2 separate regions of the Homo sapiens genome follow, and region 1 is linked to region 2. A link is a loop called in an ENCODE intact Hi-C map of the cell type or tissue named here. Cell type or tissue: Caco-2. All regions are shown on one strand. Links, peaks and the distances in the headings refer to the core of each region. The heading gives the core; the rest is flanking DNA.

The links. Hi-C counts contacts between places; a loop is a spot of excess contacts. Peaks named below come from ENCODE experiments on the same cell type or tissue, not always from the same donor. Only the 100,000 strongest peaks of a DNase experiment are listed, where the experiment ranks them.
Region 1: a loop joins it to region 2, with 7 times the contacts of the local background. A loop is called at or near these places in 17 of 110 quality-filtered maps.

What each region holds. Positions count from the first base shown.
Region 1 is chr7:93,244,106-93,257,022 of GRCh38, reverse strand. It overlaps VPS50 (VPS50 subunit of EARP/GARPII complex), which reads right to left. Exons shown (of 28, transcript NM_017667.4): 3 at 4,248-4,370; 4 at 3,092-3,163; 5 at 461-514. Among named protein-coding and RNA genes, the nearest start is that of VPS50, 18 kb to the right of the region's middle. In Caco-2, for the core only: no CTCF peak of the experiment used is centred there; a DNase peak (open chromatin) is centred at 7,082.
Region 2 is chr7:93,368,375-93,381,291 of GRCh38, reverse strand. No RefSeq gene overlaps it. Among named protein-coding and RNA genes, the nearest start is that of MIR653, 110 kb to the left of the region's middle. In Caco-2, for the core only: CTCF peaks have their summits at 6,559 and 6,760; no DNase peak of the experiment used is centred there.

The DNA.
Region 1 (12,917 bases), core at 3,271-11,270, 120 kb after region 2:
AGATGCTTTGACAATGAAAGTCGTCATCTGAACATTGGTAGACATTTCAATGGATTTTGAAGGCTCTGATTTTCCGATGAAAACACAGATTCAGTTAGACAGTACCAATTTTATCATATTTTAAAGCCAGATTGTTATATTGCCAATGAGTGGTCAATATTGGTGAATCTATTTGTTTAAATGTTAATGGGAGCAATTTTCACTGGCTCTTCTAAAGTTTGAAAAACCCAAGAGATCACTTTAGAATCATATATAAAAACCCTTCGCTTCTTCAGTTTGGTAAATTACCCCAAAAGAAAAAGAAAAATATACATACATACATATACACAAACACACCCAAAAACAGTCAATATGCTGCTACAGAATTATTGACAAAAAATACAATATTTTAACAGTTTCAAGTGTAAATCACTCAAACATTTAAAAATTCTACTACAAAAAATAACAAATATTATCCTACCTTTACATAAGCAGGCTGTTTTTCAAGGATTAAATCTGCCACTTTTTTAGATACCTATAAGAAGATGTAATCAAACAAAGGAAATAAAAGAACAAACTTCATGCTTTCTATGATATTTTATATTTGAATTTTTAAAAGAATATTCCATAGATCTCCCCAATAACTTTGGGAGCAGATATTGGCATACTATGGCCATACACATTTCCCTGGGCTATGAAATTAGTAAAAGAGGTAATATAATAAAGCACATAGCACAGGTCCTGGTCCTTAACAGAAACTCAATAAATGGTCATTATTATTGTTAATAATATGTGTATCATTATCTGATTTAAGTAACATTAACCAAAAAGTGTAACCATCTTTAAGGGAATAGGATTTGATTGAAAAAGATGAAATTGTTAAGCAGATTTTTAATCAACTGAATTTATGGCGACAATATCTGGGAAAAAGAACTTGCTTGTATCCTTTAGATCCTTTATGTTGCCTAAGAAGACAAGCAAGTAGTTTGGTCCTCCACTTCTGAAAAGCTGAAAACATGTTTTTTGGAACGCTATGAAGATATCTAAGGTTGTGTGTATTGTTCTATGAATAATATTAACGTATGCAAGTTAGAAGTATAATGATTTTTGAACATGAGGCTCTAATTCCACCATTTCAGGGTCTCTGCCAACTTCACTAACAGAGATAGCACATGAGGCATGAAGCAGGACACACAGAAGGTATTTAGGGAGTTTGCTCCAGAAACACAACTGGCTCCCCTTCCCCAGGCCAACTGAGAACAAAACATTGAACACCCACTACACTACTGCATTAATCCTTTCACATTTTCTTAATCTGCTTCAAGCATCTTTGAAATTACGTACATTAATTTTTAGATACACTCATTGTTTTTGTCTAGAAAGAGGGATTCCATTAAGGTTAAGAAAATCAAATTTTAAATGGCTTTTAGACTTTAATTAATGAAGAAATATCAATGTTAATCCTAAATATCATTTTAAGAATTCCAAAGGTTCCACAGGATTGTCTACTAATAGAGAGTACTGGTCCGTGGCCTGTGGGGAACCAGGCTACACAGCAGGAAGTGAGTGGCAGGTGAGCAAGCGAAGCTTCATCTGTATTTACAGCCGCTCCCCATCACTTGCATTACAACCTGAGCTCCACCTCTCATCAGATCAGCGGTGGCATTAGATTCTCATAAGAGCTCTAACTCCATCCCTACTGTGAACTGCACATGCAAGGAATCTAGGTTGTGTGCTCCTTATGAGACTCTAATGCCTGATGATCTGTCACTGTCTCCCATCAGATGGGACCGTCTAACTGCAGGAAAACAAGCTCAGGGATTCCACTGATTCTACATTATGCTGAGTTGTATAATTATTTCATTATATATTATGATGTAACCATAATAGAAATAAAATACACAATAAATGAAATGCACTTGAATCATTCTGAAACCATCCCTACCCCACCCCTGCCAGTCCATAGAAAAATTGTCTTCCACAAAACTGGTCCCTGGTGCCAAAAGAATTGGCAACCACTGCTCTAGAGCTCAAATCCCTTCTCCTGCCCAAGACTGCCCTATACCACCACTGCTACCTCCAAGCAGACCCTAGCACCCACTGAGACTTCTGAGTGTAATAGAAAAGTATACCTTCCTTTGTTTGACAGTTGCATTATTAAAAATCATATCTTAAATTCAAACCGATAAACTTATTACTACTGGTCCTTTTGTTGAAAAAAATTAATACACATGCTACCATTAATTAATCCCTACAGTAGAGTTTGAATTTCATAAAGTGGGTTTAGCCTAACATAAAGAAATTATACAATCAGAGAATTTTACCGCATTAAAGAAAATGCAAGCCTATCACTTTACTGATAAACAAAAGGGAGTCACTGAGGTTAAATGATTTACTCAACATCATAATTAGTGACTACAATTCAGACTTTCTGAATCTCAGGGGGACATTAATTCTGAGAGAATACTCCATTACAGGGCCAGGCAAAGTGGCTTGCGGCTCTAATTCCAGTGCTTTGGGAGGCTGAGACAGGAGAATCGCTTGGGCCCCAGAGTTCAAGACCAGCCTGGGCAACAGTGAGATGTCATCTCTACAAAACGTTAAAAAAATAGCCAGACTAGTGGCACATGCCTGTAATCCCAACTACTCAGGAGGCTGAGGTGAGAGGATTATTTGAGTCCAGGAGGGAGAGGCTGCAGTGAGCCATGATCGTGCAATCGCACTCTAGCCTGGGCAACAGAGCAAGACCCTGTCTCAAAAAACAAAAAGGAATACTCAGTTACAAAACTATGGGTAGGGAAATCATACGTCTATGACAAGGAGCCTAAAGGTACTTACTAATCTAAAACAAAGTTCAAAGTTCTTTGATCACATTTAGGATTCCAGAGAGAAAATTCCAAGTTCTAGAAGTAAATCTACCAAGGTAACATAAGGAAAACCATACGCATTAAATTTTTAATGTAAATGCATCATTTGAATCAGTCATGTTAAATAACAAGATTTGTTTCTATGTTAATTGTTAGTTAAAACCATAAATCTGCAAACATTATACCTCTCTGTTGTGTTTCATCTAGAGTTTTGCCAGAAAGAAATGTGTTTTTTTTTTACTTACTGCAGCTTGCTGTTGTTTCAATTTGTCTCTATACGCCTCTAATTCTTGCAAATTGAGAACAGGTGGAAGCTTCTACAGAAAAAAATTCATGAAAGAAGAGGAAAAAATAAATTGTTTAATTTGGTTTCATTTACCTGGACCCTTCTGACTAGTGAACTACAAACTGTGCATACAAAACAGTGTCACATCCCACTGCCCTCCATGCCACCTGTCCTCCCAACCTCCCTCCTAGGTTCCAACCACAAAAGCCTATACATCTTTAGTACACAGCCCTCTGGTTCCACCCCTCATTCAGCCTTGTTACCCCCACTGCTGCTGCTCTGCCTTCTGAGAAACCCCACTACCACTGGGGACTCTGGACCCTAGGCCGACAGACACTGCTGCCACGGCCTGTGACAGGAGAATGTGAGACAGTAACTAACCTAACCCCAACTCTACCATCCACAGATATATCTCTATTTGTTTATGATAGAACTCAAAACAGATTTCTCCTCTGGAATATTACAAACCATAAGTACTACTGTGTGACAGTTGTTGGACTACATTCTGGATTACATCAGCTTTCAGAGGACAGTATGGGAAACTAACCAAAAAATGCATACCATATACAGGGAAACAATCTCAGTCAACTGACTGATGAAACTTCAAACTGAGCTGGGGACTGACTGTGAATAATGCATATAAAGTATATATGCATACAGCATTTGGTTGTATCTAAGACTAAATTTCACTATTCTGACTTTCGTTAAAGTTCTTATAAATTTAAAATGTCAGTATTATAAACACTATGGCATAAGAATTTTTATCATCACTAAACAATTATGTAAATACATATTTTGTAATTAAAAGTCTGAGCTTCTCTAAACATAGATACTATAAAATAGGATAGAAACAGCATACTAACACATTAAATACTAACAATTGAAAACCAAAAATACAGAAATGTTTCCCTGAACGGTTGTATTTAAAGTTACATTCAAAAAATAATAATTTCATCGCCAAACAATGCTGACAGTTGATTTAATCACAATGTGGTAATCACAGACCTATTCTGGTACCAAAAATACATAAATGCCTCAAAAAAGTATTCAAATCTCATAAATCCAATCACTGAACAAAACAGGCCTTAGTTATGTTTTAATGAAATTCTGTTTACCTCCAGCTCATATTTAACAATATCAAATGAATCCACAGAAAAATATACTTGTTCAATACTATTAATAAGCTCTTGTTCAGCTTGAGGGTCACTTGGCTGTTCTCGAAGTTCCCTGAATTCTTCCTTTAAGAAAAAAAAATCACAATTATAGTAATTGTAGCTGTTAAAATTATATCTGCATGGAAATAAATGATCATTTGTCTTAACAGTCACATCTACCTGGAACGATTCTGACCAAGGATACAAACCAACAGAAATCAGAAAAGTTCACAGGAAATTAGGAACTAGCCGACCATTAACACTAACAACTACAGAAGAAAACTAGCCAGTTTGAATATTTAGATTTTATTCTCAATTCCTTGCACATCAACAAGGTTGATAAAAATTTTAATGTCCAACAAAAGAAAAAAAAGTGACTACCTAAACATATCATACATACATATCACAGATATATAAATTTTACTATTTAATAATATTCTAAAATCTGTCTCACCACAGATAATAAGGGAAGAACACCTCAATAACTTCTGGGTCACAATCAACTTTGGAGTCCTGAATAGAAGACATCAACCCTGCTAAAAAAATCTCAGTACTCAGCTAAGAAACAGTGGCTCCAGAAAAGGTTCACAAATTTAGTTCTGTAATACTATGAGGCTTCCTTCAAAGTGGATTGCTGTTACAATTAATGATCTGATTATGAAGCTAAACTTCTCTATATGATAAAATGCTTTCTTTCTAATGATACAGAATGGAGGTTCTGTGGATTTGAAGAACAGCATGACAGACAAATCCCTAAACCCAATGTCAGCATCCCTATCCTATGCAATTTCACTGCATAATCAGATAAAGCTTCAGTTAACTAGTAAATTTTTACAATTCAGATACCCACTCCCCTGCCACACTAGTTAATCAAGACATTATAGACATATCACAAGTTAGCCATTTGATTTTTAATTCAAATTAACCTCAAATACATTTATATACACAAAAAGGAACTATTGTTTTAAATCATTTTCAGTAATTAAAATAACACAATAAAAATACTAAGGAAATGTACAAAAATTATCTGGTCAGTTAAAGAACAGTATATTTTTCTTTTTTCACTTTTTATGATACTTTGAGTTCTGGGGTACATGTGCAGAATGTGCAGGTTTGTTACATAGGTATACACATGCCATCGTGGTTTGCTGCACCCATCAACTCATCATCTACATTAGGTATTTCTCCTAATGCTATCCCTCCCCTAGCCCCCCACCCCCCAATAAGCCCCAGTGTGTGACGTTCCCCTCTATGTGTTCTCATTGTTCAACTCCCACTTATAAGTGAGAACATGCAGTGTTTGGTTTTCTATTCTTGTGTTAGTTTGCTGTGAATGACGCTTTCCAGCTTCATCCATGTACTTGCAAAGGACATGAACTCATCCTTTTTTATGGCTGCATATATTACAAGGTATATATGTGCCACATTTTCTTTATACAGTCTATCCTTGATGGGCATTTGGGTTGCTTCCAAGTCTCTGCTATTGTGAATAGTGCCGCAATAAACATGCGTGTGCATGTATCTGTATAGAATGATCTATAATCCTTTGGGTATATACCCAATAATGAGACTGCTCGGTCAAATGGTATTTCTAGTTCTAGATCCTTGAGGAATTGCCACACTGTCTTCCACAATGGTTGAACTAATTTACACTCCCAGCAACAGTGTAAAAGCATTCTTATTTCTCCACATCCTCTCCAGCATCTGTTGTTTCCTGACTTTTTAATGATCGCCATTCTAACTGGCGTGAAATGGTATCTCATTGTGGTTTTGATTTGGATTTCCCTAATGACCAGGGATGATGAGCTTTTTTTCATATGTTTGTTGGCTTCTTTTGAGAAGTGTCTGTTTATATCCCTCACCCACTTTTTGATGGGGTTGTTTTTTTCTTGTAAATTTGTTTAATTTCTTTGTAGATTCTGGATATTAGCTCTTTGTCAGATGGATAGATTGCAAACATTTTCTCCCATTCTGTAGGTTGCCTTTTCACTCTGATGGTAATTTCTTTTGCTGTGCAGAAGCTCTTTAGTTTAATCAGATCCCATTTGTCTATTTTGGTTTTTGTTGCCATTGCTTTTGGCATCTTAGTCATGAAGTCTTTGCCCATGCCTATGTCCTGAATGGTATTGCCTAGGTTTTCTTCTAGGGTTTTTATAGTTTTAGGTCTTACATTTAAGTCTTTAATCCATCTTGGGTTAACTTTTGTATAAGGTGTAAAGAAGGGATCCAGCTTTCTGCATATGGCTAGCCAATTTTCCCAGCACCATTTATTAAATAGGGACTCCTTTCCCCATTGCTTGTTTTTGTCAGGTTTGTGAAAGATCAAAGAACAGTATATTTTTCAAATAGAGACATTCTAGATTATTTTATTGCAGGGCATATTTTTTATTTGTAAGAAGAGCCTTGCTCAGATATCTTTTAGAGTTTAACTTATATTTTGTATTTGTAAAACTAACTATAAAATTATTCCCTATTAGTAATTTCAAGCCAAAAAAATAGAACAAATCTAAAACTCAAGAAAATGTTGACTGTTTAAATGTAAAGTTCCAATAAACTTAAAAGAGAAGGCAAACTCATAAATATCAAACCTGAATAATCAAATATGCTTGGAAAAGAAAATCCCTCTTCTGTGCTAACTCATAAAATACACCGAGAAAAAAAGGTCAATGACATAGCTATCACTGAGTCAGCGTGCAATCAGTTACTATGATTGCAGTAAGAAATCCAGGGTCCCAACAGTGGGAACTACATTCCTGAAGGGGTTTATCTACAACACAGGAATCCATTTAGCACCCTGGACAGTGGTGCTGCCGCACAGACTTGGTTAAAACTCACACGTGTGGAAGGGAAGGTTACCAACTAGCCTATCAACAGGCAGCCTCCATGCATCCAATTGAAATATGAAATGAAAGTCAGAAATGAAATGGAAGAGGAGGTCTGCACTTCCTGGAAATCTCTTTCCCTAAAAGTCCACAGGCATTTGAAATATCAGCTTCATATACTGTAAGCTGAGGGAGGGGAGGAAATGAGGCCCAAGTGAGGACATGGCAACACTGCCTCCCTAGGAATTCTGCAGTCTGCAGCAACATGAGCAAATAAATGCAGTTGATACCATTCAAGACAAAATATTTGAAGATTACAAAAACTGCTACGATTTTTTTAAATCAGAAATAGAGCCAAGCCAGAAATTCAAATAGACTGCAACAATTGAGTACTTTCATCTTAAAAGCATAAATGTCAATGACATATAACACCATGCTGAGGTTCTCCATATAGTACCTAATTGATTGATAAGAAGGTAAAGATACTTGGATTTTTAGCTGCAATTCCATCATTAACCCTCGGCAACTTAGTCTCTTCATGCCTAGTTTTTTTTTCACCTGTAAAGGGCAAACATGCATTCTCTCTCTCTCTTTCTCTCTCTCTCTCTCTGTGTCTCTCTCAAAATGACAGTGAAACAAATATCCGAAGTTATTAAGAATGCCAAAGAAAAAACATAATTTATAAGTATCTCACAAGTGTACATTTCAAAAACATGATGAATCTGTAAAAGGAGTACAATCTGTATATGTATGTCAAATGCTATTCTTTCCTAAAGAACTAAGCAATTAGTATCACAGAGAGCATACAACCCCATATAATTTCAAAGAACTGACATGGAACACCTGATACTCTGAAGTGTAAGAAACCTGGACTAAGGAAAGGAATAAAACCTAGAAAATCAGAAAAAGAAATGTAGCATACAAAATAGAATTAAATCTAAAACAAATGCCCCTATGTAATATTATTTCCCTATAAAATATCCTCTCCTTTAAAACAATTTCATAACTTCTATGTGAAAATATACATCTGAACTGGAACTTATTCAAACCCCCTTCTGATTAGAATCCCGATCACCGTGTTCTTTTTAGTCCCACTGAACTAGCAGTCTGTAAAGCTCTGCTTCTACCTAATCATTGTCCAAATGTTTCATCGCTGTTAGGGCTGCCTGCTCAATCAGACTGTACACTTCTTGAGAACTGAGATTTCTCTTCATTCTCCATCACGCTGCTCCACAGTGCCAAGGCACACCATAGATAATCACTGATCAAACTAAAATTAATTTACAGTTAATTGCAAAAAATGAATATAAGACAAAAGGAAAGGAAAAGACAATATGCTCTTGTTTCAATAGTCAAAATTTTCCACCAACTCTTAGTAAAACATTTCTTTCTTTTAATTAGAGATAACGATGTGAACTGATTTAGGAATATTTTACACATGTAAATTAGAAAAATAAACAGAAGCAACCAGATTGCCTATTCTTAACACAATTACTACATAATTTAATAGAAACTGATTCCCTAGGGTGGGAGATGTACAAAAATACATAATTCTTCACCTAAAATAGAACCAATACATAGGTGTGAGCCCAAATTTTACATAAACAAAATGAACAAAAAGTTTCCTATAAAAAAATTACAAGGCAAAATTGGGGGAAATGAATACCAAATGGAACTTCTTACACCATACTTAAACATATGATTTAAGAAAAAAATTATAATAATATTAGATATTCAAACTAAGTCTAGGATAAAATATTTCAGTCTTAAAAATGTTTAAAATATTTTTATAATAAATTTTATGTCACATAATAATTAATAAATACATAGTATCATTAATAGTGATATAAATGCTCTCTAAAACTTGAAAGTCCAAAAATAATTTGTCAACTACAGGCTACCAAATGTGCTGCCACACAACTTGCTGTCAATGGTAATCAACTAAGCAAAAAGTATTATCAGCATTACCCCAGAATTAAAGCTGGAGAAAAAAACTACAATTAAAGTAATGAATTGGAATAACAAAGAGGAGAAAACAAAAGCATAAAAGGCAAAAAATGAACAAATCAAATCTCTCTCCCATACTATCATTAGAAACTAACCTGCCTACTTTCAAAGCTCTATAACCTTATCTTCCCCTAAAAAACAAATTTCATTTAACAATTTTTTAAATTCCCATTATGTAAAAATTTCCCATACTAGGTCATACAGGAACGAAAATGAGTAAAATATAGCTCTTCCCTCAAACAGTTGTTAAAATAATAGGAGGGGTCAGATGAATAAGTAAGCAATGACAATGCACAGCAGAACATGAGGGTGATGCAAACAGAATGAAGGCATCAGACGGTGGGTTCACATCTGATGGAAGTGGTGGCATTTGGAAAATATGAGAGAATAGGTAGAATTTCAGATTTAGAAATTGGGAGAATAGGGTTACAAATATAAAGCAAAGCAAAAGTAAAAATATTGAATCGAGAAAGTGCACAACAGGTTAAAGCAATAAAGGGTGGCTTCCGCAGGATAGAAAAATGTCACAAGGGAGAGTCTGCATGTATGCCAAAAGACAAATGCAACAACTGAGATTTGTTTAAATTCAACATATTTTTTGTATATTAGAACCATATTTTCTTCACTAAAAGTAAAACATCTTAACACATATCACTGCCTCAGGTTAGGCTATATCAAAAACAGGCAAAAATATTCAATATTTTCTTAATGTAATAAACCAAGCAGAATTCAACGTTTTAGAGGCTGTGTTTTTCCAGCAGTCACAACATGCAATAAGGTTGCATATAATACCACCTAGTCTATTTTTCTATTTTGATCATGTCTGAGATAAAGCTACATGAACATGTACATAAATGTACATCAGAAATATAACTTTATGAAAAGTGAAGAAAAACAATCATATTAGAGATTTAAGTCAACATCTTTGATTTAGCAAAGCTACTTTTCCTCTCAATACAACAAAAAAGGTATTATGGGAATTGGGGATTCAGCTATGTAAAACAATTTGAGCCCTCAAATGTAAGGTATTATGATACATTCCCAGTATGTTTGTGGTTTCTAAGGAACTAGGCTATAACTTTACCAAAAAATTTTCCACTTAAGAGTTCATCACTCAAGGGAATATATTCAAGTTTAGGAGGAAAAAAAGAGAGACTACTAATTTTGTATTTAATCACTACTTTTAAATTATCTAAAATACCACACTAATTAAAAATACTAATCCAAATTCAGGGCTCTTAATTCTATTCACTTTTATAAAAAGTTATGACAGCTTAACAGTTTTCCTTACCATTATTAAACTCAATATTTTCTGCAATTTTGAAAAGTAATTTAACCTAATTTCTAAACCCACATAACAGCTTGGAATCTCATAATCTTCAGTACTAGTTTTTATTCAAACAAAAATATGAATGCAAATCTTTACTTCACAGGTCAGATTTCAAAACTCTGAAAAAAATATATAGAATAAAAAATGAAATGCACACCAACTCCTCTTTCTGTACTTAGCTCATTAGACCAGTCCACATTATACACCTGATTATATAACTCAGTGGCAGAATATAGTGCTTATATAGCTGATTATATAACTCAATGGCAGAATGCAGTGTATGTGTGTGTGTGTGTTGAGAAGGAAAGTGGAGAAATTTTACAAGCATGATTTGCGGTTTGCCACAGCAAATCTTTGATCAAAGACTTTTTTTTACTGTTTGCATTTCTTCATTCGTCAACATAAAAAATCTATTCTGTTATAGGGAAAACGGAAGCTATAATCTTACCAAAGTTAACATCACGTTAGGGCTCTAACTGAAAGCAAAAAAAAAAAGAAGCGTTTAGTGACCAAAATCTAAACAGAGCTAGAAGTAAGAACAAAACATGAAGTTTTCAATATTCAGTCAGTATTACAAAAGTCATTAATCACTGAACAGAAATAGATTTTATCTCTTTCCAAATGAAACAGGATTCAAAACTTATTTCAAGATCACAGATACCCTAAAACCACATGCCACGTAAGTTTATAATGAATGGCCAGATGTCTGATTACATGAGGAAATGGCACGTTCTCCTAAAATCCCACTAGAACAACAATAATAATCCGTCAAAGATAGCCGGTTCATCAGTTTCTGTGTGCATTTTAAATAAACTTATCTTTTAAAGCCTACCCTGTTTTTCTTCAGGCTTTTAGTGCCATCTAGTGGAATACTGTTGAAGTTACAATTTAAAAAGAGGTTTTGGGCAAAATGATTTATAGAACATTTTAATAAAAGGTTATTGGATCACATTTTAATCCAGCTTTATAACACAATCAAGTGATTAAGATGATGTATTTTAATATGTGTCACATGCCTGTCCTTTCTGGGGCTAACACTGAAGAAAAGACACATCATAAATCAAGATATACAGAGAAAAATCGAGTGTGTACATCTTAATTTTGTTTTTCTTTTGTTTTCGAACATCTCATCAGACACTTTCTCTAAAAGAAAACAATACTGTCTATTCTGAGAAAAGACAACATCACAGCACCTTCAATCCCAGTGCCTTTCACAGGTTCTTCCACCTTCCAAATCCAATAAAATCATCAATCTTAAATTCTGCTTTTTAAATGTCCTTCCAATGCAACCCTTCTCCATTTCCTATACCTTATGTTCCTGTTTTCTTCTTAATCAGTATCCTTGTCCCCAACCTCTACTCAACAACTCACCCCATAAAACTGTAATCTTTCTTAAAAAAATTAATCGCCAACTCTAAAAGATCCTGAATACATTTCTACCTACTCCACATCCTCTCCTAGCTGAACTCTGTTGTGCCTCTACTCCTCTGCAATTATCTATTTTTGCTTGTCTCCCCCACTCAGGTTGAGTTAGGAACAGTCTTGTACCTCTCTGCATCTTCAATGATTAGTAACTGCCTGGTTCCATAAGTGTTTGCCAAATGGACTGTATGAATGAACTTATATGATTTGCTATGAAAGAAGGGTTAAGAATCTCAAAGCATCTGAAGCTATGAGAAGCATAATTTCATTAATGGTTAAAAAGAACACAACTAAATACTGTTAGCCATGAGCACCTAAGAAAAACTCTTAAATGATTTTGCAGATCCATAGTTAGAGTCTCCCTTAGTACCACCTGCAGAAGACACCTGTCCTAAATGATACATAATCCTAAATTGAAAGTCTTTATCATGATCACTAAATAAATTCACCTAGTCATAAACCTCAATACTAATCCTCTCTAATACAGACACCAATATGCAAATCTTCTAACAAAAACTGCTCAAAAAATTATTTAGAATGTATATTTCTTGTGTCATATTTCTCCTACAAAAATTACAATATAGAAAGTATAAAACATTCGAGCAAAAAGGATTCCAAAAAAGTCTAGTTCAATAGCATCTTTTCACAAATGAAGAAACTGAGGCACAAAGCATTAAAATGACTTCCTTTCAACAAGCTGTATGTTTAAGTCAATACTTCAACCTATGTCTCTTGACTGTGATTCAAGCACACTCTCCACAAATTTTGGTAAAACTGTAAACCAAGCTCTGCAGTTAGCAGGTGGTTTTAGGATTCTTTTAATGGATTTTAAGAAGTCAAGTCAAATCGGTTTATCTGATTTCACAGAAGTACTAGAAACTCTAGAAAACATTCTGCTCAAATTCCTAGAATTTATATAAGTAGAAATGCTTCAGAGTAGGCAGGTACTCAATAAATATTTGTTGAATGGATGAAGTATAAAAAAATTATTTCTTATCCTTAAACAATTATATTATCAAATGTTGACTGCAACAGACATTTATTTTGTCA
Region 2 (12,917 bases), core at 3,084-11,083:
GCCAGTGATGATGAGCATTTTTTCATGTATCTGTTGGCTGCATAAATGTCTTCTTTTGAGAAGTGTCTGTTCATATTCTTTGCCCACTTTTTGATGGGGTTGTTTGGTTTTTTCTTGTAAATTTGTTTGAGTTCATTGTAGATTCTGGATATTAGCCCTTTGTCAGATGAGTAGCTTACAAAAATTTTCTCCCATTCTGTAGGTTGCCTGTTCACTCTGATGGTAGTTTCTTTTGCTGTGCAGAAGCTCTTTAGTTTAATTAGATCCCATTTGTCAATTTTGGCTTTTGTTGCCATTGCTTTTGGTGTTTTAGACATGAAGTCCTTGCCCATGCCTATGTCCTGAATGGTATTGCCTAGGTTTTCTTCTAGGGTTTTTATGGTTTTAGGTCTAACATGTAAATCTTTAATCCATCTTGAATTAATTTTTGTATAAGGTGTAAGGAAGGGATCCAGTTTCAGCTTTCTACATCACGCTACCTGACTTCAAACTATACTACAAGGCTACAGTAACCAAAACAGCATGGTACTGGTATCAAAACAGAGATATAGACCAATGGAACAGAACAGAGCCCTCAGAAATAATACCACACATCTACAACCATCTGATATTTGATAAACCTGACAAAAACAAGAAATGGGGAAATAATTCCCTATTTAATAAATGATGTTGGGAAAACTGGCTACCGATATGTAAAGTATTCATTCTTTACATACGAACATCTTTGGAAGGATAATGTTAGTCTACCTAAGCATTCCTCTTCAGCTCTGGTAAAATAACTCTGTTTAACTTTAGTCTCTATGTGTTTATTTCTACAGTGTTTATCACTGGCAAACCTTCAAAATAATAACCATATTTAGATTAAATAGAAAGTTTATTTAAGATATGATAAAATTATTTAGAAATTACTCCAGGTGCTTGCTAGAGTGTAAATGTGTACATCTGAATAGGATGTTGGAAGGAGATAATCTCAAGCCATTGTCCTTGTCTACACCATCAATGACAAGGGATTTAGCAACATGTTCTGAATTGAGTTATTTTCTTCATCTTCAGTTATTTTGTACTTTTTCAGTTTCTCCAAAAATAGGAAGGTGGGATTTTAGAATGGGTCATCTGAACCCTGGGACACGCATACATTCAGAAAAGTGTTTTCACTTTCATAGAAGATTGTCATTAAAATGTTGTAGTCAAGAGCAAGTAGAGCATAGAGCATAAGATTCCCTTTATGGGGAGCTAGAGTTGTTCTAGTCTGTGAGGGACTTTTAGGTGCCTGAAAAGAGGGACTCAATTAGCTTGGAATGAAAATTTGTTAGCTCTTTAAGGATTAATTTTTTTCTCTGTAGCTATAGAGAGTATAATGCCACTGTTGACTAAAAACTTGTAGAATGTGAGAAACAGTGCTGTGAAATTATTTCCTAAAAGAATAACATCTCTAACTGTGATGTTCTATAAAGTAAGAGTGTAACTATAAATTGAAGTTACCAATCCAAATGATGGTAGGTAAGAGGGAGGATCTTCAAGTTGAGATAGTATTTGAATTAAAAATGAGTAGTTACAAGCAATTACAGTCATTTTATGATACGTATTTTATTTTCTATTTTTTGAGGGAAAAGTGTAGCCCATTATCAATCAAAAAAAACAGTTGTTTCAATTTTGGAAAGTGCTGACTGCTGATATATGAGCAGTTCAGAATTCTTGCTTGCTCTTGGCAAAGAACATTCTGTAACTTGAAATATTCTACTGTTTGCTAGGCCCTAGAAATGTCAACAGTAGTAAAGTGAGGATGAGATTTGGTGAGCTTAAGAGTGGTTTGGCTAGAAAACTGGAGAAAGTACTCAGGGACACCATCATAGCTGACAGAGTGGTGTATTTCCAGGGTACTAGAATGAGGTAGACATGGCTTGCCTTCTCTGGCAGTCTTCTAATGAAAGATTTGGGTTTTTTTCTTACTGAGATGGCTCAGATAACATCCTCTTTGGGTTAAAGATATAGTCCTTCTGTCCCTGAGGTTTGATGAATTTCCTTGCAGACCCTAGGTACACATTCTGTCATCTGGAGTAATTTTAAAACAGGATTGCCTTTAAATTACCTGTTCTTGGGCCTGCATTACTTACTATACCATAGTGTTACCCTCACATTCTTCCAGAGCCACATCCCCACTTTTCTGAATGCTGGAGGAAGTTCTGCACATCCAACAGGAAGAGTAAGGTCAATGGAACACTAAGCCCAGCCAGGCAGAAATAAAGAAGATAAAATAGTCATTCTGGAAAGAGGTAGGATTAAGTTCCCTTCAAAAACTTAAGGGAGAGTTCATCTTAGCACTGTCTTTTCTAGGTCATGGCAGAGGTCTGCCCTTAATCCACTGTCAAAAACAGTTTATCTTTCTCCTTTCCCAGACTATGTATCATCCATGTCCATTAGTGGAGAAAAGAGTTGGTCTATCAAATTCTGCTGAGCTTTTGTACTTTTGCCAAAACGTTTAATCATCTCTATGGACAGCTGAAAGCCAAATAGAACCAACTATACAATCACCTTATTTGTTTTGATTAATTAATTAAAATTGCTAAAATTTAACTTGTCAGTGTTTCCTCTGAAATTAGTGGGAAATATAAAGACAACTTCTTGCTGAAAAATAAGACATGATTCTAAAGGTAAATTAAATTTTTTTTAAAAAGTGGTTGTGTCTCACAAGCTCAGAGTTTCCGTTATAATGGTCCAGCTGCTTGGCAGTAAACCACGTTAGTGCAGCAGCCACACGGTTTTAGATTTCGCCATCAAAATGCACACAGCAAAACCAAGCAGAAAAGCCCAATTGGAGTAAATGCGCAATTCATCAAGATACAAAGTGCCAGAGGAGATCTAAAATATTTCTTTAGAAGTCTTTCTTCCTGCATTTGCTTATTTCTTTTAATAGAAGTAGAATAGAAACTGTGGTTAACCGGAAGTTCCTATTCAAATATGCTTTCTTGTGATATAGAAAACATTTTTATTTTTACTTTCAGACATATCCAGAACTGAAATGTGATGGTAAATAGGGTAATGATTTGGATAGAAAAATCTAAGATGTTTGACTTTAGTCATTGCAAAGGAAAATGGTTTTTATCTGGAGTCTTAGTTTGGTAGCATTGGAAAACCACAAAGATAAGAAGACTGAATTAAGACATTTTAACTAGGTATCCCAAGAACAATGGTCTTGATGAAACAATGAAAACTATGGCTTTTAGATTGGAAAATATTTTGCAAGTCAAACATTTGGTAACTTCATTTTAGGGATACATGTGAGGTTTAACATATAATAGTAATATAAAGTTAAATATATAAGTAAGGTGTAATCTGAAAATGTCCACTTTCAATCAGTCTGTGGGTATATATTTGGTAGCCTTCATGTGTCTAATTGGAAAGCACTAGCTCCCAGCACACTTGTCCCCCAGGAATGACTTACACCCTAAACAGGGTGCTGCTTCTCTCTCAGCATGGGCCATGCTGCCTTGTCCTCTGGTCATTCGCCCAGCTATGTAGTCATCCCCTGTGTTTGGTCACATCCCCATGGTGGATCCTCCTGGATATTGTCTTCAGAAACAGCCCAAAGTATAATCACCTTCAATTGCTAAAATGGCAAAACCTTAGGGTTAAGCACAAAACAGTGCTTTATCCCTTCAATCCTCACTGTACCTGAGCTACTCTGTGGTTTGTGTCAAGGTGATTGTCTTCCCACTCTCAGCATAACTTTGTACCTGGACATGAGCATTACCTCTTGTGCTCTGAGTCTCACCAAGTCTCTTTTGAAAATGGTTTTTTCACTTTCTGCTTGAAAACTACCTCCTCTTAAAGCCTCAAAACTTAGCTGGTTCAGGATCAGATGCCACCACAATTTCCTTTCACAGCTCTCCTCCGGTTTCCAGGTAGTAATTTAACTCCTGCAATTAGACTCCAATGCGTTGCCCCAGCAATAGCACCTCATCCTACACACCCTGAAAGGACTGCATTTCCTCTAGGGCCAGCCAGGACCAATCATGATGTGTTGAGAGAACTGTCTCTATCATAAGGCATGAGAAGCCTTAAGCTCTGCAGAATTTACACATCTAAAGTTGTTTCCAGATAGACCTCAAAGCTTTTCAGACCATCCCCTTCTCCCTTCACTCCAAACAACTCCTCCCAGGAACCTCAAACAGTAGGAGAGAAAAGTGAAGCGAGACAAATCAATCCATCATACATTTAAATGAGCATGACAAGGTAATCCTGAAACTTTTGTGTGACAAAGAAGCTCAACACTTGTGATACTGCCGGAGCACATGTAGTCAATATGGAAGTTGGGAAAACTCATTTTTGTTTCATCCAGGTACTCCTTCTGATTTAAAGTGATCGAAGTGGAAAAAGACACTAAAACTTTGTGTTCTCTAAAATTGATCCAGAGAAGCATAGGACTCAGAGGACAACTGAGATCCAGTTATCCTCCTTCTGTACACCTTAGAATTTAGGAAATTTCCCAAAATGACTTCATCCATCAAAAGCCTATATTGACTAATAACAAACTTATGGGTTGATGGGATTTCTTTTACTTGCTGATTATTGAATCTGTCAGGAAATGCTAGAAATATGTTGTATTCTTTTTCTTACCTAGAGAGAGAAGTTGTATATGTCATGTATATATCACATCAGTGATAATGCCATGTCACAACTAAAAGTTGAATGTATGAATAAAAAGACTTAGTACTTTGAGCATTATCTTGGAGAGAGTACCTACTGACTGAAAAAATTTTAAGGGACTGTAGGGAACTTTAAAGTAGAGGTCTTTTTTAAAGTAACAATTTGTATTACTACAGTTTATTTGCTTCCCCACCTCCACCCAAAAGAAAAAAATGGAATGAAGGTGTAAGGAGTCAAAAGTGAGTGGTTTGGAGGAAAGACTAAAATTTTATTTGGGAGAAATCAGTTCTTTGATCAACTGGAAACTTACCTGCTTAGGACGTGGAACTTCCTGGGGTTAAATTGCCTTTACAGAGGATAAAGGAATTTTCAGACTTTGAAACACTCTTTGCAGATGTGCAGATGTAATCAGGTTTATTGACTGATCTTTTATTAACAGTTTTAAGAAATACAATAGATCCATGACATGGTCGACTTTAAAATGCACCATTTGGACAACTCCTAAGCAACCCAAAGGGTTAAAATAGGTGGTTTGCTAAGGCACAAATTTGATACAAAACCACTGCAAGGATAAATGAAGAAAGGGGTTTCTTAGCTATATGGTTAGACTAGTAGGCATTCACACTGGGTAAAAGAAGGGCACAATTAAATTGTTAGAACCCAGGGGATCAAAGGAGAGACCCCCTCCTCCATTTCCAGAACTGATGCTTGAACCCCTCAGGTGAAGGCCCAGCCCTATAGTGCTTGGCTTTTTGAGGGAGAACATAGAGCAGGAGATGTGCAGTGTGGCTGATGCTGATACCTCTGGGGCCCACACTGTGGAGTGCTTGGACCAATTGATGCAGAACAGCTAGCTGCTATTCTGAACTTAGTGCAGCTGGGACTGAGAGTACTTAGAGAAACTGGAAACTGGAGCTGGAGCTGGAGTTGTCATTTGCAACTAGGCAGATGCTGAAAGAATCTAGAAACCTGCCAATCACCAGCCAATGGCTCCCATTGATGAAACCATACTGGAATCCAGCTGGCAAGGAAACCTAGGACATGAAGTTTCCAGAGCCTCAGACTCACCACCCCAGAATGGAATACAGAAGAGAGACCATTTGCCAGTAATCCCATACAGTAGCCCTACTCATCTTCAGAAATGTTGGCCAACTTGCCCAAAGTCACAGTTGGGAAGCAGAAGGGATGGGATTCTTGACTAGATATACAGGGATGGAAAAACCCATTCTCTTCCTGTTATATCAAGATGCTTTGAAATGAAAAAAAAAAAAAAGTTCCATTTTAAATTTATTCTTATTAAAAGAAACACCAATCAACCACATTAAAAATGCAACATATCTCTGTGATGGCCTAAATGACTATTACTAGTATATGTACTTTATTGCTGGGATTGAATGGGGAGGAAAATTTTAACATATACCATGTAACCTATACTACTGAAAGAACTATGGTTCACTTATTTCTTTTTCAAACTTGAAAAAGAAACCCATTTTATGAATGTAAGAGTAATCTATGCCTACTATGAAAGTTCAGAACAAAACCAAGAATTTAAAGAAGAAAATAAAAATCCACAAATAGTCAAGTCCTCTGTTAACTTTTGTTAGCTATAATTTCTGTTATAAAATGCTGCAAAATGAAAACAATCACTTTATTTATATTTTTGGAAGTTTAATCATTACTGACTGAGGAAATTTTTCTATGGTCATAATTTTAAAGCCAGAAAAACCCTCATTTTAGATGTGGAAACCAACACATAGAATGTGACAGTATTAGGATGAGAACACTGGTGTTTTGTCTCCATATCCACGGTCCTTACAGCATACTTCAGCTCACTTCACATTTACCTGTCATTGTTTCTTGCAGAAAGGAAGCTTTGTTTTCAAGAAAACGGAAATGGTATTTGTAAGTTGTATTTTTTAAAATAATACCTACTAAATTTTATTTTCCTATTTTCCCCAAGTGATTCAGTTTTTTAAAGACAGAAAACAGAGAGTTGGTTGGTTATTGTAGACTCTAAATCAAGTACACAGGACCCTTCAATTTCCCCAGCTTTAGACCAGATGAGGCTTTATGGTGCAGTACCACTTTTGAACCATTAGTAGGCACTCAAATATTTGCCAAGCTGGATAAGACTTGCCGTAAATAGCTAATAGACTGAAATTACCGTTTGCAAAATGTTTTTCTGTTTGAGGGTATTATTAAGTTAAATGCATTCCTTAAAATCCTGTCAACTAGTAATTAGTGTAACTAAAGTTGCAAATGTTCGTGAAATCAAAAATTGCTTTTAGTTTTACCATTGTTCTGGAAGAACAATTTTCAAACATCTGAATTCTTTTTTCATGGTTCATAGTCCTAGTTTATTATGTTGCTTTTTTCTCTTGTAGGTGGTAAATAGTGATTCAAAGAATAAGATAAAATATAAATGTGACTTTCCTTCTTTTAGATTCTTACTAGGAAAGAAGAAAAACTCTTCCAGATTTTTAAAAGGCTGAATCATTTGAAAACTTTGTAAATATTTAGGATTCACTAAAACTTAATTTGAGTTTATATACTTATCTTTGTAAGTTTTGAGATTGCACGTCCCTTTTTATTTTATTTTTGTAAGTTTATTTGCTTTTTAATTGACACAATTATTGTACATATTTTTGAGGTAAAATGTGTTGTTGCCATACATGTATACATTGTATAATGACCAAATAAGGTTATTTAGTATATCCATCACATCACTTATCATCTCTTTGTGGTAAGAACTTTCAGAATCCTCTCTTCTAGTTATTTGTTCTAGTTATAACAGTATTGTCAACCCTACTGTGCTATAGAACAGCAGAAATTATTTCTCCTATCTAACTGTAATTTTGTACCTATTGCATAATCCATCCCTATCCTCCTTCCCACTACAGTCCCCAGCCTCTGGTAATTACTTTTCCACTTCTGTAATATCATCTTTTTAAGATTCCACAAATGAATGACATCATGTGATATGGTTTGGCTCTGTGTTCCCATCCAAATCTCATCTTGAATTGTACTCTCATAATTCCCACATATTGTGGGAGGGACCCAGTGAGAGATAATTGAATCATGGGGGCAGTTTCCCCCATACTCTTCTCATGGTAATGAATAAGTCTCACTAGACCTGATGGTTTTATCAGTGGTCTCCACTTTTGTATCTTCCCCATTCTTTTTGCCTGCTGCCAACCACGTAAGATGTGACTTTCTCCTCCTTGCTTTCCGCCATGATTGTGAGGCTTCCCCAGCCATATGGAACTGTAAAGTCCATTATAAACCTCTTCTTTTGTAAATTGCCCAGTCTCAGGTATGTCTTTATCAGCAGTGTGAAAATGAACTAATACAGTAAATTGGTAACAGTAGAGTGGGTTGTTGCTGAAAAGATACCTGAAAATGTGGGAACGACTTTGGAACTGGGTAACAGGCAGAGGTTGGAACAGTTTAGAGGGCTCAGAAGAATACAGGAAAATGTGGGAAAGTGTGGAACTCCCTAGAGACTTGTTGAATGGCTTTGCCCAAAATGCTGATAATGATATGGACAATGAAATCCAGGCTGAGGTGGTCTCAGATGGAGATGGGGAACTTATTGGGAACTGGAGTAAAGGTGAATCTTGTTATGTTTTAGCAAAAAGACTGGTGGCATTTTGCCCCTAACCTAGAGATTTGTGGAACTTCGAACTTGAGAGAGACGATTTAGGGTATCTGGTGGAAGAAATTTCTAAGCAGCAAAACATTCAGGAGGTGACTCAAGTACTGCTAAAGGCATTCAGTTTTTAAATGAAAATAGTGCATAAAAGTTGGGAAAATTTGCAGCCTGACAATGCAATAGAAAAGAAAATCTCATTTTCTGAGAAGAAATTCAAGCTGGCTGCAGAAATTTGCATAAGTAATGAGAAGCTGAATATTAATCCCCAAGACAATAGGGAAAATGTCTCCAGGGCATGTCAGAGGTCTTCTTGGCAGCCCCTCCCATCTCAGGCCTGGAGGCCTAGGAGGAAAAAGTGGGTTCATGGGCTGGGCCCAGGGTCCCTGAGCTGTGTGCAGCCTAGGGACTTGGTGCTTTGTGTCCCAGCCGCTCTAGCCATGGCTGAAAGGAGCCAACATAGAGCTCAGGCCGTGGCTTCAGATGGTGCAAGCCCCAAGCCTTGGCAGCTTCCACATAGTGTTAAGCCTGTGGGTGCACAAAAGTCAAGACTTGAGGTTTGGGAACCTCCACCTAGATTTTAGAAGATGTATGGAAATGCCTGGATGCCCAGGCAGAAGTTTGCTGCAGCAGCAGGGATCTCATGGAGAACCTCTGCTAGGGCAGTGCAGAAGGGAAATGTGAGGTCAGAGCCCCTACACAGAGTCCCTACTGGGGCACCACATAGTGGAGCTGTGAGAAGAGGGCCACCATCCCCCAGACCCCGGAATGGTAGATCCACCAACAGCTCGCATTGTGCCCCTGGAAAAGCTGCAGACACTCAACACCAGGCCATGAAAGCAGCCAGGAGGGAGGCTGTACCCTGCAGAGCCACAGGGGCAGAGCTGCCCAAGACTGTGGGAACCTACCTCTTGCATCAGTATGACCTGGATGTGAGACACGGAGTCAAAGGAGATCATCTTGGAGCTTTAAGATTTGACCACCCCACTGGATTTCAGACTTGCATGGGCCCTGTGGCCCCTTTGTTTTGTCAAATTTCTCTCATTTGTAATGGTTGTATCTACCCAATGTCTGTATCCCCATTGTATCTAGGAAATAATTAGCTTGCTTTTGATTTTACAGGCTTATAGGCAGAAGGGACTTGCCTTGTCTTAGATGAGACTTTGGACTGTGGACTTTTGAGTTAATGTTGGAATGAGTTAAGACTTTTGGAGGAACGGTTGGGAAGGCATGATTGGTTGTAAAATGTGAAAACATGAGATTTGGCAGGGGCCAGGGGTGGAATGACATGGTTTGGCTGTGCCCCCACCCAAATCTCATCTTGAATTGTACTCCCATAATTCCCATGTGTTGTGGGAGGGACCTGATGGGAGATATCTGAATCATGGAGGTGGTTTCCCCCATACGTTCTAATAGCAGTGAATAAGTCTCACAAAATCCGATGGGTTTTTTAAGGGATTTCCACTTTTGTGTCTTCCTCATTCTCTCTTTTTTTATTTTATTATTATTATACTTTAAGTTTTAGGGTACATGTGCACAATGTGCAGGTTAGTTACATATGTATACATGTGCCATGCTGGTGTGCTGCACCCATTAACTCGTCATCTAGCATTAGGTATATCTCCTAATGATAGCCCTCCTCCCTTCCCCCACCCCACAACAGTCCCCAGAGTGTGATGTTCCCCTTCCTGTGTCCGTGTGTTCTCATTGTTCAATTCCCACCTATGAGTGAGAACATGCAGTGTTTGGTTTTTTGTCCTTGCGATAGTTTACTGAGAATGATGATTTCCAATTTCATCCATGTCCCTAAAAAGGACATGAACTCATCCTTTTTTATGGCTGCATAGTATTCCATGCTGTATATGTGCAACATTTTCTTAATCTGGTCTATCATTGTTGGACATTTAGGTTGGTTCCAAGTCTTTGCTATTGTGAATAGTGCCGCAATAAACATACATGTGCATGTGTCTTTATGCAGCATGATTTATAGTCCTTTGGGTATATACCCAGTAATGGGATGGCTGGGTCAAATGGTATTTCTAGTTCTAGATCCCTGAGGAATCACCACACTGACTTCCACAAGGGTTGAACTAGTTTACAGTCCCACCAACAGTGTAAAAGTGTTCCTATTTCTCCACATCCTCTCCAGCACCTGTTGTTTCCTGACTTTTTAATGATTGCCATTCTAACTGGTGTGAGATGGTATCTCATTGTGGTTTTGATTTGCATTTCTCTGATAGCCAGTGATGATGAGCACTTTTTCATGTGTTTTTTGGCTGCATAAATGTCTTCTTTTGAGAAGTGTCTGTTCATGTCCTTTGCCCACTTTTTGATGGGATTCTTTGTTTTTTTCTTGTAAATGTGTTTGACTTAATTGTAGATTCTGGATATTAGCCCTTTGTCAGATGAGTAGGGTGCAAAAATATTCTCCCATTTTGTAGGTTGCCTGCTCACTCTGATGGTAGTTTCTTTTGCTGTGCAGAAGCTCTTTAGTTTAATTAGATCCCATGTGTCAATTTTGGCTTTTGTTGCCATTGCTTTTGGTGTTTTAGACATGAAGTCCTTGCCCATGCCTATGTCCTGAATGGTAATGCCTAGGTTTTCTTCTAGGGTTTTTATGGTTTGAGGTCTAACGTTTAAGTCTTTAATCCATCTTGAATTGATTTTTGTATAAGGTGTAAGGAAGGAATCCAGTTTCAGCTTTCTACATATGGCTAGCCAGTTTTCCCAGCACCATTTATTAAATAGGGAATCCTTTCCCCATTGCTTGTTTTTCTCAGGTTTGTCAAAGATCAGATAGTTGTAGATATGTGGTGTTATTTCTGAGGGCTCTGTTCTGTTCCATTGATCTATATCTCTGTTTTGGTACCAGTACCATGCTGTTTTGGTTACTGTAGCCTTGTAGTATAGTTTGAAGTCAGGTAGCGTGATGCCTCCAGCTTTGTTCTTTTGGCTTAGGATTGACTTGGCGATGCGGGCTCTTTTTTGGTTCCATATGAACTTTAAAGTAGTTTTTTCCAATTCTGTGAAGAAAGTCATTGGTAGCTTGATGGGGATGGCATTGAATCTATAAATTACCTTGGGAAGTATGGCCATTTTCACGATATTGATTTTTCCTACCCATGAGCATGGAATGTTCTTCCATTTGTTTGTATCCTCTTTTATTTCATTGAGCAGTGGTTTGTAGTTCTCCTTGAAGAGGTCCTTCACGTCCCTTGTAAGTTGGATTCCTAGGTATTTTATTCTCTTTGAAGCAATTGTGAATGGGAGTTCACTCATGATTTGGCTCTCTGTTTGACTGTTATTGGTGTATAAGAATGCTTGTGATTTTTGTACATTGATTTTGTATCCTGAGACTTTGCTGAAATTGCTTATCAGCTTAAGGAGATTTTGGGCTGAGACAATGGGGTTTTCTAGATATATAATCATGTCATCTGCAGTGTCTTCCTCATTCTCTTTTTGCCTGCTGCCATCCATGTAAGACATGACCTGCTCCTCCTTGCCTTCCACCATGATTGTGAAGCTTCCCCAGCCACGTGGAATGGTAAGTCCATTATAAGCCTCTTTCGTTTGTAAATCGCCCAGTCTCAGGTATTTCTTTAACAGCAGCATGAAAATGGACTAATGCATCATGTAATATTTATCTTTCTGTGCCTGGCTTATTCAACTTAACATAATGTCCTCTAGGTCTATCTATGTTGCTGTAAATGATAGGATTTCATTCTTTTTAAATGGCTGAATAGTATTCCATTGTGTATATAAACCACATTTTATTTATTCATTGATCTGCTGATGGGCACTTAGTTTGATTCTCTATGTTGGCTATTGTGAATAGTGCTGCAATAATAATGGGAGTGCAAATATCTCTACAACATACTGATTTTGTTGTCTTTAGATAAATACAGGCATACCCCAGAGATATTGTGGGTGCAATTTCAGACCACCATAATGAAGCAAATATTGCAATAAAGTGAGTCACAAAAATGTTTTGGTTTCCCAGTGCATATAAAGGTAATGTTTACACTGCACTGTACTCTATTAAATGTGTAATAGCATTATGTCTAAAAAATGTACATGCCTTAATTTAAAATACTTTATTGCTGGAAAATACTAATGATCATCCAAGCCTTAAGCAAGTCATAATCTTTTTGCTGGTGAAGGGTCTTGGCTTGATGTTGATGGCTGCTGACTAATCAGAATAGTGATTGCTGAAGGTTGGGTTGGCTTTTATAGCATGTACATTTTTATATACCATTTCTTAAAATAAGACAACAATAAAAGTGTGCCACGTCACACTTTCACAAAAGATTTCTCTTTAGAAATGTGATGCTGTTTGGTAGCACTTTACCACAGTGCAACTTCTTTCAAGACTGGAGTCAATCTTCTCAAATGCTGATGCCACTTTATCAAGTTAGTTGATGTAGTATTCTAAGTCCTTTGCTGTCATTTTAACAATGTTCAAAGCATCTTCCCCAGCGTTAGATTTCATCTCAATAAACCATTTTCTTCGCTCATCCATCAGAAGCAACTCCTCATCTGTTCAAGTTTTATTGTGAGATTGCAGCAACTCAGTCACATTTTTAGGCTTCACTTCTAACTCTAGTTCTCTTGCTATTTTCAC